2 separate regions of the Homo sapiens genome follow, and region 1 is linked to region 2. The links are chromatin loops, found by intact Hi-C in ENCODE. Cell type or tissue: K562. All regions are shown on one strand.

Region 1 (8,000 bases), 75 kb after region 2:
TGCCTGCCACAAGCATCTTCCTAGGGCCCTCCCTCATCCTGCTGGGGACTTGTAGTGTCCCCTCTTATAAGAGGGCAGGGAGGCCACTCTGCTCAGAATCCCAGATATCTACCTGTGTGTGCTCAGATGCCTTCCCCGCCCTTCTCTGGCTGGCTCTGTATTGAAAAGGCGTATCCCTTGCAAACTACATTTTCCAGCTCCCTTGAAACTGGCTTACTGTTAGTTTTGACTGCTGGACGCGCTGGTGTGGGGCTGGAGGGCAGGATCCAAGGGGAAGCCAGGGTGTCCCTCCCAGCTCCCTGCCTTGCAGCAGTGGCAGTGTTGTGGCCTCTGGGCTCTGGTGGCACCAGCTCTTCTCCTTGTCCCTCTGCTGTTGAGGGACAGTGGCCTGCTGCTGCTCCTCTCTGGGTTGCTTCATCCCTGTTTGGCTTTTAGCTCTTCCGGCACCATTGCAGTTCATTTCCTGTCTGGATGCTTCTGTTGAACTCCCTGGCTTGGCCCTGTCTTCCTGACTGGATCCTGATCCTCTTAGTTTTGCCGCTTTCTTTCTCAACTTTTCTCTGCAGAGAGAACAGTGGACAGTGGCCAGAGATGGCTCTGGCCATTAGGAGCTGTGTGACATTGGTCAAGTGTGATAACTCCTCCAAGCTTTGGTTTCCTTTCCTGCAAAGTGGGGTTAATAGCAGCACACAGGAGGCCTGTTGCGTTGTCATCTCCCTGGGTTCTGGGGGTGAGTGGAAGAGTTTCAGACTTGAGTAGAAAGCAGCAGCAATTTCACCCGCAGAACCAGGGAGTGCCGCGCCTCTCCATAACCCTGCGGCAGGGGTCTGGCCAGGAAAGGGCCTCTGGACCTGGCTGTTGGGAGCCATGTGTGAGGACAGACGTTTCCCCAGACCCTGCCTGGCTCTGCCTTTCCCAGGCTCATAGGTAGGCCTTGGACCCGGCACTTAGGATCTTTGAAGTCCTATCTTTTGTCAGGGAGCAGGTATCTGGCCAGAGCTGAGATGAGGCTGAGGTGCTCAGTTCTGGGCAAAGCTGCTTCGTGCCACAGGCTGGCAGCAGCTGCTCTGCAGGGTGCTGGATCCTTCTCACCCATGACTCCTAGGTACCTCCTCTCCTGTCATCCTCCAGCCCCCATTAGAGTCCTTCATTCTCCAAATGAGCAAAGATGGCTTCAGGCAAACTCTTAAAGAGCAGCCAGCCTCAGGGAGACAGCAAGAGGGCTGGTGGTGTGGGCATGCAGCACAGGTGAGCACACCTGGCTCTTCACCTGGGGCTGGCCACATGTGCAGCTGCTCTGTGCCCAGCAGCCGGAGGCCCAGCTGCGGTGATACCCAGCACTGTGCACTCACTGGCTGGCCTGGTGGGTGTTCTCTCTGGACTCCAATCTTTTCCACTCATCCTGTGAGGATGCTAATACCGTTCTCTTAGGGCTGTTGGGATGCTAGGGTGGATGAAGGCATATGGGCACTCGATGAGTCAGTGTTGCTTTTGTTACTGTCATTAGCATTATTTCCAGTATTTGTACTAGTGCCACTAGTATTACTACTGTTATACGCACACAGATGGAGCTGTCTGGGAATGAAAAGAGATATCTGGAAGTAGCCACTTGACTGGAGGAATTTTCTCGTGGAGGTGGCACTGAACCCCATAAAACCCAGCACTAGCCATGGCCTGAGTGTTAGACTGCAGAAGTCGGGGAGGAGACTGGCCTCCTTTGAGGCTTTTTGTCTGGGCACATTGGCAAAAGGGGGCCCAGAGGAAGTACCAGCTTCTTTTTTACAGAGTCTCTACCTCAACACTGCTGTCCCTGCCCTGATGTCTGGGTTCACTGTGAGAGACGCTGGCCCTGGCTCTGTGCTCTGAGAGGCCATCTGTCAGCCGTGCCCTCCACCCTCCTGGAGCCCAGGGAGCCAGGCTGAGCCCTGGCCTGTTCCATCCCTCCATGGAAGGAGGAAAGAGAAAAGCAGGACACTGGGTGTTCCTTACAGGTTTGGTCTGGGCTCTGAGGCGTGGGGGCTGTGGGTCTGGTACCTCTGCAGACTGGCATAGCTGAGCTTGCCTTGGCCACCCGCAGCCGCCTCATCCTGCTAGGCCACCCTGGACTCCACCACTCTCTCCCCTCATCCCCAAGCCCAGTCATAGCAGTGCCTTTAACCCAAAGCTGCTATTGCATGGAAGTCAGATCTCCCTCCCCTTCTGCCTCTTCCATGCCTCACTCTTACATGCTTTGTCTTATCACGTAGATATTTGTGAACATGCCTTATCTCCCTTGTGAGACAGAAAGAGATCCTTGAAGGCAGGGATTGTGGTGGCAGGTTCATCCCCAAACCCCTAGCACAGGCCTGGATCTGAGGAGGACACAGCATCTATTGGAAATACAAGCATTTGGGCACACAGCTCATAGGCACACAAGAAGCAAGGCATGGAGCTGGGTCTTTGCCACAGTCATTCTATGTAATAAGCCTCCCCAGTCTCAGTGGCATATGGCACCTATTTTCTTGCTCAGGAGTCTGTGGGTTGACTGAGTAGCTCTGCTTCAGGCTGTAGGTCTAAGGGCGAGGGAGGCCCCAAGGGATTGACTGGGTTGGCTCCAGGCTATAGCTTGGCTCCAGGTCTGTTCCATGTGCCCTCAATCAGGGACCCTGACTGAAGGGGTAGTGGCCACCTGCGACAAGTTCTTTTCATGTAACCTAGCAGGAACATGAGTGACAGCCAACTGGCAGGCCCACTTAAAGCCTCTGCTCACGTCCCATCCACGAGTTACCACAGGTCAAAGCAAGCCTTGCCGCCAAGCCTCACGTCCATGGGGCAGGGCTATACACCCCACCAACTCCAGCAGGAAGGACTGCAAAGTCACAGCGTAAAGCGCAACTCTAGTATAGGGAGGGAGAAAAGAACTGGGGGCACTTTCCAGCCAAAACTCCCAGCACAAAGGTCATGCGCAACAGTGTCCATTCATGGTTCTGTTGTGCTCACAGACACGCAGACTGATCCCCGTCCTCTGACAGAATACATGACCTTGTGCTGGTGTCGTAACCTCTCTGTGCTTGAGTTTTCTCAGCAGGAAAATGGGGGTAATAACAACGCTTTTCTGAGAGGATCGGGTGAGATTTAATAGACTTAATACATGTCAAATGCTCAAACAATTATTGGTATATATTGAGCACCCAATAAAAGTAAGCTGCTACTGCTTTTATTATGACTAATGCTGCCACCACCACCACCATCGCCATGTCATTATTATTATGTAGTGAAGCATCTGACTACATTCCTCAAATGCCTTCCATCCCCAGTTACACTAACTTAGAAGTGTAGACACGTGCACACAGCAAGCATCCACACGCACCAGGGGCTACAAACTAGCAACCCACTTGCTCAGTCTGCTGCAGACATGTTTTTTTTTTTTTTTTGATGTGTCTGATATTTTAAGATGAGGTATTTCACATAAAAATCAAAATTTCTTCAGTCATCTTCACAGGTGATAAATACAGTTTGGGAAGAGATTGTATCTCCCAGAGAGAACACATGGGTAAAAAGATGAGAGGGCTCAGGTGGATGCATGGAGAACCCAGGTGTTTAAGGGTTGGCTGGAATACTGGATAGCTGAGACGGCCAGCCACAGGGGCAGGGAGAGAAGGTGTCCCCAGGAGCAGGGACAGGGCAGGCTCAAGGACCGCAGGAGGACTCCCAAAGTCCTGTGAATTGGACTTAGAAACAAGGAGGTCACTGTGGACTGTGCTGGGGGTAGTTTGGGAGTGGTGGAGGCACAGGCAGGATTATAGGAATAGAGGGTTCATAAAGAAGAGGAGAGAGAGAAGAGTGTAGCCAACCCTTCCAGGAAGCTTGGCTAAGAAGGAAGAAGAAAGAGTAGGCTGGGGGCTGGGGGTGAGGACTGGGATTAAAACAAGTTTTCTTAAGACAGGAGACTTTCAGCATATTTAAATATAGACAGGAAAGATTCAGTAGACAAATGAGGACACAAGAATGACACTGTGGAGAGGGAGGAGGGAAGTGAGAGGGAGCCAAGTTCAGGTGAAGGCTCCATCTTGAAGAGGAAAAATGACACCTGTTCTCTGGACACTGTCCCTGGAGATGAGGTCACCTAGCTAGTTAGTGGCCAAGACAGAGCTGGGCGCATTCACTCATGAACTCATTCAGCAGACACTCACTGAACGCCTACCGTTCACCAGGTACCACCCTAGCAACAAATGAAACAGACAAAAATCACTGCTTACATTCTAGTCATAGAAGAAAGAGACAATAAACAAAATGAAAAAAGGAAATTGTATAGTTTATTGGAGGGTGAGACACACTATGAATGAAAATCAAGGGGAATGGAGAGCACTGAGGCATGGGCTGCAATATTAAATAGGATGGTCAGGGCAGGTGACGTTCCACCAAGGACTTGAAGACAGCCAGTGAGTGAATGAGGCCTGCATGGAAACGTCTGGGGATAACACCTTCCAGGCAGAAGCAAGAGCAGTGCAAGGGGTCTGAGAAGGACGTGTGCCCAGAGTGCTGGAGGAGCATCACGGAGGTGCCATGGTGAGGACAGGGCAAGCCTGGGGCCAGTGCTAGGAGACAAGGTCACGGGACGCACTGGGGACTACGTTATCTTGGACTTTGCAGGCCTCGGTAGGGCCTTCAGCTTTCACCCTGAGTAAATGAGGGGCCACTGGGTGATTTTAAGCAGAGGAGTGGCATGATCTCACTCAGGTTTTAACTGAGTCACCCTGGCTGCTGTGTTGAGAATAGACTGTGGGGGTGGGGCACAGCAAGAGGCAGGGACGGAGGCCAGGCAGAGGCAGTTTCTATGATCCAAGCAAAAGACAATGGTGGCTGGACCAGGAGTGGGAAGCAGAGAGGCGGTGAGAGGGGTCTGGATTCCCGACGTGTTTTGAAGGCAGACCCACCAGGATTTGCCGATGACTTGAATGAAGAACGAAAGGACAAGAGCAGTCAAAGATGCTGGCGAGGTGTTGGCTGGAGCAACAGGAAGCTGAAGTTGCCATTTACTGAGAGGGGGAAGGCTATGGGCAAGACATGTTGGGTGGGTGGAGAAGATGAAGAACTCTGTTCGGACTTGTTGAGTCTGATGTGTCTGTTAGACACGTAGACGGAGATGCAAGTGAGCAGTGGTCTATATAAGTCTAGAATCAGGAATGTCCAGGCTGGAGATAGAAATCTGGGGGTCATTGTTGCCTGGGGTTATTTAAAGCCATGAGACCAGATGAGGGCATCAAGAGCATGAGTGTAGACAGAGAAGAAAAGAGGTTCAGAGACTGAGTCCCGGGATCTTTCAGTGTTACAAGGTCAAGGGGAGAAGGTGGAGCCAGGAGAGGAAATGAAGGAGATAGCCAGTGAAGAAGGGGCTGGGGATTGGGCAGGCCTTGCCATCCTAGAAGCTGAGAGAGCTGTTTCTAGGACGGAGTGACCAGCTGGGTCAAATGCTGCTGGTGTGTAGAATAGTCGAATAAGATGAGAACTGAGATGTTACCACTGGATTTAGCAACATGTTGGATGTTGCCGTCTTGACAGCAGCAGTTCAGAGGCTGGTTAGCCTGGAATGGCCCCTCTGAATGTTTCAGAACCTTCCCTGTGGACTAAATGGGATGATCTGTGCATTCACGCCCTACATGTGGGAAATATGCCCTAAATGCCTGGGCATCTGGCAGGCTCGGGGGTGAGGGTTCCAGAGGTGGCACGGAGGACAAGAAGGTCAGCTTTGGAGTATCTGAGTAGACCCCAGGCCTAGAGGGGCCCTGAGCCCCTGGAAGGGTCCTGCTAGGCCATTCATTTGCACCATCTCTCTAGACCCTGCTCTCCTCTCAGCAGATGAGCCCACCTCCCCCAAGAGGCCGAAGAGCATCTCTGAGCCACAGCACAGTGATGCGGAAGGGGACGCTGCCTCTCCCCTGCCCTCCGAGTGGACCTCAGTGAGGATCAGCCCTGGGGAGGAAGCAGCTGGACAGGATGTGCTGGCTGTGCGTGTCCTGGTCACCAGCGAAGACAGCAGGTATGCTCAGGCTGCTGCCAGATGGGGACAGAAGCGGGGTTGGAGGAAGGGAATCACATTTGGGATTGGGTCTTCTCTCTACTTGCTTGCAGTGTGGCCTCTCTGTGCCTCCATTTCCTCATCTGTAAAATGGCGACAATCATAGTACCCATCTCAGAGGGAGTGGTAAGATTCACAGAATTCATATGTGTTAAGTGTATAGAACAGTGCCCACACGTCATAAGCACTGTAAGTGTTAGCAATTGTTATTTTCTTGGGAAGAGAAAGGGCCTGGCCCCATGCTCTTCTCAGGAGGCAGTGTCATGCTGACTGTAGTGAGGGGTGCAGAATGGGTGTCACCTGTCCCGAGGGCCGCCCACTGCAAGATGGTGATGCATGGGGCTGGGCAGGCTAGGATTCAGAGTGGGGAACATGAGGAGCGAAGCCCTGGTGCCTTAGGTGACTGTTTCTCAGAGCGCTGTCCTCATCACCTGCATCAGAAGCACCTGGAGTGGTTATTAGACATGCAGACTCCAGGACTCGCCCAGATGCACTGAATTCACTCAAGAGGTAAGTCAACAGCAGGTATTGATTGCTTATTATTTACTAGACTCTGAGGAAATAGCAGCGGCCAACACAAGACAAGGTCCTTGCTTTCCCATGGTTTCCATCACATTGGGAGCCATCTAGGAAGCAAGTTAAGTAGCTAAACAAGAAAAGCATCACCTATGCGCCAGGTCGATAAATAAAATAGACACATATGCTAGAGAGTGGCTGGTCAGCTGCCTTAGATTGGGTGGCCAGGAAAAGGCCTCTGTAGCAATTATTGATGCCCACAATAATGCTGAGTGACAAACCAGCCCCAAAGCGAGTGACTTAAACCAGCCACCGTTCATTACACCACGATTGTGTAAAAAAGTAGACCGGAGTAAGCCAACCCTGACCAAGTAAGCCAGGTGCAGCTGGGCAGTTGTGGTCTTGGTGGGCTCGCCTGTGTGTTTGGGCCAGTAGGGTTCTGCTCTGGAGCCTGCGTGTCAGCTGGGGTGACAGAGGGCTATTGGGCCGTGGGTCTTTCATCCTCCAACTGGCAGTCCAGGCTTGTTAAGAGAAAGAGGGGAGGCATCCAAGATCTCCTGAGCCCCAGGCTTGACAACGCACAGTGCTGCTCCAGTGCCATCTGATTGGCTACAGCATGTCACAAGGCCTAAACAGATTCAACAAGTGGGGAATAGGCTGCTCTCTTTAGGGGAAGAGCTGCAAAGCCCCCATTGCAAAGGGGCATGGATCTAAAGGGAATAATTGCAACCATCTTTGCAGACAAATTCCCACAGCCTCCCAGAGGAGGTGACATTTAAGCTGAGAATTGGTTGGCAAGAAAGGACAGCAAAGGGAGAAGGGGAATGCAGGAAGTGACAACAGCTAGTGACAGGCCCCTGGGTGAGACTGAGTGTGTCTGGGCTAAGAGAAGGTCGGTGCGGCAGGTACACCCTGAGTGGGAAAAGAATAAGAGATTACACCAGGAAGGAAGGCAGGAGCAAGGCTTATAAGACAAGGTAAGGAGTTTAAATTGTGTTCTGGGTATCCAGTCATGCATCGCTTAATAGCCGAGATATGTTCTAAGAAATGTGTTATCAGGTGATTCTGTCATTGTGTGAACATGATAGAGGGCATTTATGCAAACCTAGATGGGCAAGCTCACTCCACTCCTGGGCTATATGGTGTAACCTATTGCTCCCAGGCTACAGACCTGCACATTGTGTTACTCTACTGAATACTATCAGCAATTGTAACACAATGGTAAGTATTTGTGAATCTAAATATATATAAACATAGAAAAGGTACAGTAAAAATACAGTAGAAAATATAAAAAATGGTTCACCTATATAGGGCACTTACTATAAATGGAGCTCACAGGACTGGAAGTTGCTCTGGGTGAGTGAGTGGGTGAGTGGTGTGTGAGTGTGAAGGCCTAGGACATCGCTGTACACTACTGTAGACTTTA
Region 2 (8,000 bases):
CATCAAATGATATGTTTAAGATATGTGCACCTTTCTGCAGTTATACAGGCAGTAGGAAAAAAGAGTATGTGGATTTCATTTTATATACATTTTACCTTAAACCTGGGCCAGACACAGTGGCTCATGTCTATAATCCCAGCAGCACTTTGGGAGGCTGAGGCAGGATGATCGCTTGAGGGCCCACCAGCCTAGGCAACATAGGGAGACCCTCTCTCTACAACATTTTTTTGTAATTAGCCAGGTGTGGTGGTGTGTATCTATAGTCCCAGCTACTAGGGAGGTTGAGGTGGGAGGATCACTAGGGCCCAGGAGTTCGAGGCTGCAGTGAGCCGTGATTGTGGCACTGTACTCCAGCCTGGGCTACAGAGCAAGACCCTGTCTCTAAAAACCAAACAAAACCAAAACAAAACCTTGAGCAAATATTGAACTCTAGTCAATGAGATACATGCTGAAATATTTGGGAGGAAATGTATTGATTCTGCTATTTAATTGAAATGCACCACAAAATAAGATAAATTGACTAGTGAGTAGAAGGATAGACGGATGTGAATAGATACATGCTAAAGCAAGGAGAACAAAATCTAATCATAGAATCTAGGTGGGGAGTATTTGGATGTCTTGCAGCTTCTCTATATATCTGAAAAGTATTATAATGAAATGTTGCCAAAAAATGTTGTAAAGCTACTAGATTAAAAACAAAAAAATTACAATGGGAAAATATAAAAGTAGATGCTGGAAATATTTACAAATGTTTAAAATGCTATTTGGAAAACTAGAGTTGAATATGAAGAAAAATAAAACTAGGCCCGTGTATTTTCTGCAATAGATTTCTTTTTTTTTTTTTTTGTATTAGAAAATAGCAATATATATATTTTTAGAGGAAGAGTGTTCTAGACAGAAGACAAAGCGAGTGAAAAGCCCATGTGTGGGCTCAGTGAAGCTAGTACAGCTGGAGTGTGAGAGGAGGGGGTGGTGGGAGCTGAGGACAAAAGGGAAACTGTAGGTTGAGATCATATAGGGTCCTAAGGCCTAGCCACATCCTGTGATTCTGACTTCTGAGTGCCACAGGCAGACATGAAACGATGTGAGCTACGAGTGAGTGACATGATCTGACTTGAGGAGGACTGCTCTGGTTGCTGTATGGGGACAGACTGCAAAGTGACAAGGGTGGAAGCTGGGAGACCAGATAGGAGCCCTGATATCAGTTCAAAGGAGAGATGGCCATGACTTGGATAAGGAGGCAGCGTGTGAGCCGGTGAAAATTGATTGGATTCTATATCTGTTCTGAAGATAGTAAACAAGATTTATTGGTGGATTGGTTGTGAGGTAAGAGGAGAAGAACCAAGACTGATTCCAGATTTTTGGTCTAAGCAAGTAGAAAAGTAGGTAGCACTTACCAAGACCATGTTGATGGGGGAGAAGCAGGTTTTTGCAGGGAGGGAATAAGAGTTCAGTTGTAGATCTGTTATGTGAGTAATGCGTATTGAAGCAGATAGAAATGTCAGTGCACAGTTGGCTGGATTCCGTGGGATATTCAGGGTTGAGCACCATCAACATGTAGATGGTAATTAAAGTCATGGAAGTAGATGGTGTCAGGGTCAATAAGGGAAGGGTATAAAGGCTGAGCCCCAGGCACTTCCAGGTATAGAGGACAGGAAGATGAGGAGGAGCAGCAAGGGTGCCTGAGCAACTGCAGGGCAGGAGAGAGTCAAGAAAGTAGGTCAACTGTTTCAAAGGCTGCCCTGACTGCCTCTCTACCTCTAGTTTCTTTTCTCTCTTCTTACCATCTTTGTTATTGCTCTGGAACCAATTGTCCTAAAGTAGCACCTCCATCCTATTCTAAGCTCATAAAATCCAAAGGGGAGGAATAAAGTCCAAACTCTTCAGTCTGCCATCCAAGTCCCTCCACGATCTGGCTCTTTCTTTCTCTTTCTCTCTTTCTTTCTCTACTCTCCTGGTTTCACCTTCCCCACCAACCCCTGACCCTCACTTCACTGGCCACTGCCCTGCAAACCACCTCCCTCTTTCTCAGCATGCCATTTGTTTTCTTTCTGCAAATCTTCAGCCTCAATTCTCCATTCATGGTCTATCTCCTGGAGGGATCCTTTCTTGACTGAAGTCACTAATCTGTTTCTTCTCTAAATTCCTAAAGTAGTCAGAGGTAATACCAAACAATCCAGCATTCATTGTATCTGTTTTTCTTCTTCTCTAGTTCCCAGCCAATTTCCTGAGGTTTGGGAACATGAGCCTGTAATCCCCAGAGCCATCTCACCAGTCCTTTACATATCTTAGATGCTCTGCCACATAACACTTATGGAAACCTGGAAGGATTAATATAGGATTGGGATTTTGAGTATGGGCTCAGAGGCTAGGTTCTTCCCCTGGTTCTATTACCATGGCCAAGTCATTTAACCTTCCTGAGCTCCAGTTTTCCTATCTGCCAAATGGCTATGAACATGCCTAATTCAGGGTGATTGTAAGAACGATGCAGGATGCATTTCTTATAGTATGCTTAGCACACTTCATGTACATTATAAGCAGGCAATAAGCGGTAGCTTTGTTTTCATTATTGCTATTATTAATACTATTATTATTCTTGGTCTTCCCAACAGAGATGCACAGGCAACAACAAAGATGGGACTGTGTTGACCTGTTCACTCCATACTTTCAGATCTCAAGTGAGGTGTTCGACTCTGCTGCTGGCAGGGGTACAGGGGTGGCCCTCACACCCTGACTTCGGGGAACCTATGTGTTAAATGGGGAGATGCCATGAGACCCAACCGCTACCCAGAGAGGTACAAGCCCTGAGGATTGTGCTTAGAACTTCTAAACTAGGCAGCAGTGTGAACGAACTTCTGAGGCCAAAAGGCAGAATGTCTGCGAATAAAACTGTCCCTGAAAATCCAGACCCTGCAGCTACTGGTTACAGTTGGTCATGGAGGAGGAGAGCACTGGCTCAGGATGGAAGGGAAGAACAGAGAGAAACGGAATGTTTCTCAGAGGAATTAGTTGGTTTTTTTAGGGAACGTACAAAGCATAGGATACCTTTTTCCATTTTATTTCTGTAAATTTCTAAGATTGATAAGTGGTGTGTAATTGTTACTCAGGAATAACTGGATACAGAAGAGAGTCTGGAGATGTCAGGGCCATGTCAAGTCAGATGAGATGTAACTCCTTTCCCAGAGCAGCACTTGAAGTTCCCCTGGGGAGCCCCTACTGGCCAACCCCCTCTCAGAGATTCCTCCACAGCTAGAACCTCAGGTGATTTTGAGCATGTACCCTGGAATCAGAGGTTAGGTTTTCACCCTGGTTCTGTTACCACGGCTATGTCATTTAACCTTCCTGAGCTCCAGTTTCCTATGTGCCAAATGATGATGAATATGCCTAATTCAGGGTTACTGTAAGAATCAAGTGAGATGCATTTCTTAAAACATGCTTAGCACAGTTCTTGTACATTATAAGCAGGCAGTAAGTGTTAACCCCATCTCTCATGAGTAAACCCCAGCACTGCCCTGCAGGGGTGAGGCTGTGCAGCCAGGTCCCTATTGCAAGCCCTCCCCCAACACACACATTCTGGCAGGTGGGTGGCACCTTGAATTTGAAAACTCTCCATCCTGCGATTCTGAACCAAGCTGTTCTTATTCACGGTAAACCAGTAACAGCCAGGGGCTTCCTGCCTGGATTCAGATAAGTGGCTGGTACTGAGAGCCAGGGAGGCTGCAGAGCCACACCAGGAAGTATGGTGGCACGTCCCTGGCACCAGTGCACTGCCCTGGGGAGCTGGCCTGCAGGTCAGTGTGCTGGGAGGACTGCGGCTACCAGGAAGACAGCACCATGCATGACCTCCCCCATGCCCAGCTTGCTGCCAGGGCCACCCTCACCAAAGGAGGCTTGCACTATCCAAGCCCAAACTCCCACTGTGGTGGCACCTGCCAGTGTGACTTGCACAGGCTCAAGCTCTGTCCAGCCTATGATTTCCCACCCTGCGGAAGCACATGAAGCTCAGGCTGGACCTGGCTTGCTCGTTCCTTGCAGAGCCCCTGTGAACCCAGCCTGAACCCCAGCTCCTTTCAGGAGGCCACAGTGTGCTCAATGCAGGGAAGGAGCCAAGTCCTCTCACTTCATCCTGACCTCACCACTGAGGTCGGGCTTCACTGTCAGTCAAGCCGGTAAGAGCATAGACTTTAGACCAATAGTACCTGGGTTAAAATCCAGATCTGACAGCTTATTTGTTATGTGACTTTAAAGACATTTCTTACCCTCTTTACTCAAAAAGAGAGTTAATAAGAGTGCCTGGAGCAAGTTGCTTAACTTTTCAGTGCCTTAGTTACCTCACTTATAAAGTGGGGATGATCATAACACTTTCATAGGGTAGTTGCAAGGATGAAACACACAAAGCAAATAGGACAGTGCCTGGCAAATAGAATGTGCCAGGCACCGTGCAGTTAGGTCTCACAACTGTCCTTTCTAGGTGAGGTGCAGGGTGGGTAAGCCAGCTGGAGAACGCCACACCCTGGTCAAGTGCTAGCTTCTGCACTCGACCTCGCTGCAGTGTCTGCACACACAGCTCTCAAGGAACACAAGGGCAGGATTCGGAAGTGGAAATGAAACCTGCAGACTGCTAACCCCTGGCTTAGCACTTGGTCCCCTCGGCATCTCCCTCTGGGGACTGAATCTCTTATGCATTCCTGACTGCCCCAGCACACTTGCCCACTTGTAGGCTGGTGAGAGGGGCGGCTGGAAGATGCACCATGTCAAGAAGTGGGTTGTGTTTGCAGGTTCCCCTGGGGAGGAGCAGAAGTCACACGTGAGCTGGGGCCGCCCAGTCCTTGTGTCCTGACTGTGGGCTAGTTGGTCACCATCCCCCCATCCTGACCCTTGATAAAGAGCTGATTTTTCCATGAGGCGTTTGTCTCTCCTCTGTGCTAACGTGGAGGCCTGAACACCGCCGAGCTTATCTATACAATGGATTTCCTGCAGGTGTTGGTTCTGCCCTGCTCCCCACTGGGTAATAATTTATGTCACCTGAGCACACAGATATGCTGACATCCATGATGCTGGTGGCCCTGGCAGACCCTGGCTCCCCAAGTCTGGGTGGAAATCTGCAAATGTGAACCCCCAACTGGTGTGAACTGAAACATCCCAGTTGTGAATGGAGAGCCAGAACTGGATGGGTGGAGAGGGTGTGGAGAGTTCATCAGCTGTCTATTGAGGCCTCCTAAGTAGCAGGCCTGGTACTGGGCTCTGAACACACAGAAATACAGAGGACAGGGGCAGCCTTAGAGGAACCCTTGGACTGGCTGTGGGTTAGACACGGAAAATATGACCCGCAGAGCTGGTTCTGGGGAAGCAGAAAGGACACAGCTCATGGGAGCGCGGGGCAGGAGCTTAAAATCTCATTGAGTTTTAATGAAAAGCTTTCCTTCCTTGGACATAAGGCCTAGCTGGGTCTGAGGAAAGAGCTCCTTCGGGTCGAGTTATCACAACCCTTTGCATCTGTGGTCTGTTTGGACCACATCCAGCATCCAGAGCTTCTACAGTGGGCATGCTGGGGAAGTCCTCATCTCTCCCACTCCTCTGCCCGGGCACGTGGCTGCCATGGTATTTGGCCTCTTGCCAGAACACCGAGTTCCCATATTAATCACAGCAAGTGCGTTCAGAGAAGACCTGACTTGGCCCCTGCCAACAAGCCATCTCTCTGGCCTTGATAACATCTGTACCGAATTTTCTCCCTTTATATAATTAGGCCCGTTGGTATTTGCTTTGACTTTAGATTACGGTATGACTGGCATCTCTGAAATTTCAGGCCCGAAATATGTACTGGGGCCCAGGATGGTGGGAAAACCGAGCTTTCGCCAATGGGATTTTAGGTTTAGCCAAGAGAATCAGAAACTGTACACCAGCTACTGTTTGCGTGCAAAATGCATGGCAGCTCCCTGACTGGTGGGAAAGGGGTCTCCTGCCTTGTCCAGGGAGCAGTACTGGGTCGGGCCTGGTGGACAGAAGGATGCAGGGGGCTCCCCTCCTTCTTTCCTGCCTCTCTTCACCCCACATCCTTCTACCCCTGCTCCAAAACAGGAAAAGATGTACTAACTGCAAAGAAATGCAGTGAATCCAGACTTAACCCCAAAGCAAACCTCACCAGTGTCGGGGCTTGGAGTCGTGCTTTGAAATGACTGTCATTGTCTGGCTATGTCCAAGCCAAGGAGCTGTTTGTGGAGTGAGATAAAGAGCAGTGCTGGGCTTGGGAAGCGGGGCTTGGTTCTTTCCCGGTGGCTCTATCCAGAGAGGAAGCACGTGGGCTTGCACACCCACTCACTCCCTGAAGTCTCCAGCTGGATCTCAGTGGTGACTTCATTTCCCCTAATTAGGTGTCTACAAACTCTCTGGAAGGTTCCAACCAGTAAGCCACACTGATCGTGGTGTGGGAGCTCCTGATATGCTTGTTTGCACTGTCCCTTTGGGACCCTGCAGGCCCAGCTGAGTGATAACTGGATGATGGAACGTTTGCTAGAGGAAGGGGAATGTGTTTTTTTAAGATAAGGTTTGATCTCAAGCAGAAGGGCAGTTACCAGATGCCTCTGCAATGTCAAGCAGTGAGGAGTGGGTGCGCATTCCCTTGCCTGACGCCTTGCTGGGGGTAGTCAGATCCCCCAGGCAAACTCCTGCCTTAGGAAAGAGTTTCCTCTCATTCTTTCAGCCAGAGTATTGCCATTTTGCTCTGGTTTTAGACAGTATCGATGTTCCTCGTAAGATTTTCTGTGGATGAAAAGGCTTTTGCCGAATGTAGCTATCCTAGGTCATTGTGGGGAAGTATCCTTGTCTTTTTCAGCATGCAGTGTCCATTGAGGACCGAGCGTGGGACTTGTACAGAATCCTGTTTTGTCACTTCTGCCCACATGTCCCAAATGCCAACAGGACCAAGGCCATAAAATACGCCTTTGGCACTTAAGACTTTCACTGGCCGGGCACAGTGGCTCACGCCTGCAATCCCAGCACTCTGGGAGGCCAAGGCGGGCAGATCACCTGAGGTTGGGAGTTCAAGACCAGCCTGACCAACATGGAAAAACCCCATCTCTACTAAAAATACAAAAAAAATTAGCCAGGCATGGTGGCACATGCCTGTAATCCCAGCTACTCAGGAGGCTGAGGCAGGAGAAGCACTTGAACCCAGGAGACAGAGGTTGCGGTGAGCCAAAATCACGCCATTGCACTCCAGCCTGGGCAACAAGAGTGAAACTGTGTCTCAAAAAAAAAAAAGACTTTTACCATTTGGCTGCAGACCAACTCTCATCTCTTTTCTCTCCTTCCCGTCTCTTCTCCCAAAGTATCCTTCTCTCCATCCACCTTGAGCTTCTTTCTCTTTCTCTTTGAAAGGGCAGTTACCTCTGCTGAAATGTTCTTTTTTCTTTTTTATTCCTGGCAAACCAGAAGCAGTCCAGCATGGTGGGCTCTGGAATAAGACTACCTGGGTTTGAATCCCAGCTCTCCCCCTTTCAATCTGTAAAAGCATGAGCCAATTAAGCAGCTGCTTTGTGCCTCAATTTCCCCATCTGTGAAAGGGGCACCATAATAGTTCCTTAGATTTGTTGTGAGGATTAAGAGCTAAAACACAGAAAGCACTTGAAACCGTTCAACCCACAGTAAGTGTTCAACAAATGTAGGCTAAAATAATAATTTTAAAGACTCTCCTCTGTGAAAATCTTTTCCAACCTACCAGGCAGGATTAGCTTTTCCGTCTGGGCTCCAGAAAAAGACCAGCCACAAGAGGTTCTAGTTATTTATTTTATAAGTTAGGTATTTTACCCCTAGCCTGAGAATTCCTAGAAGACAGGGCCTAGGTCTAGGCAATAAGAATGACATTTACACCAGTAGGTGCCAAGCTCTGTACCATGTTTTTTTCTCATGCGCTTTTTAAAATTATGACACAATTCACATTTACCCTCTTATAGTACACAATTCAGTGGTTTTAGTATATTTACAAAGTTATGCAACATCAC

Evidence for each region. Hi-C counts contacts between places; a loop is a spot of excess contacts. Peaks named below come from ENCODE experiments on the same cell type or tissue, not always from the same donor. Only the 100,000 strongest peaks of a DNase experiment are listed, where the experiment ranks them.
Region 1: a loop joins it to region 2, with 5 times the contacts of the local background. A loop is called at or near these places in 2 of 110 quality-filtered maps.

Annotation. Positions count from the first base shown.
Region 1 is chr11:12,270,148-12,278,147 of GRCh38, forward strand. It overlaps a transcript of MICAL2 not described here. Among named protein-coding and RNA genes, the nearest start is that of PARVA, 100 kb to the right of the region's middle. In K562, no CTCF peak of the experiment used is centred here; a DNase peak (open chromatin) is centred at 4,694.
Region 2 is chr11:12,194,875-12,202,874 of GRCh38, forward strand. The region is part of intron 3 of MICAL2 (microtubule associated monooxygenase, calponin and LIM domain containing 2); the gene reads left to right. Among named protein-coding and RNA genes, the nearest start is that of MIR6124, 35 kb to the left of the region's middle. In K562, a CTCF peak has its summit at 4,521; DNase peaks (open chromatin) are centred at 4,857 and 6,487.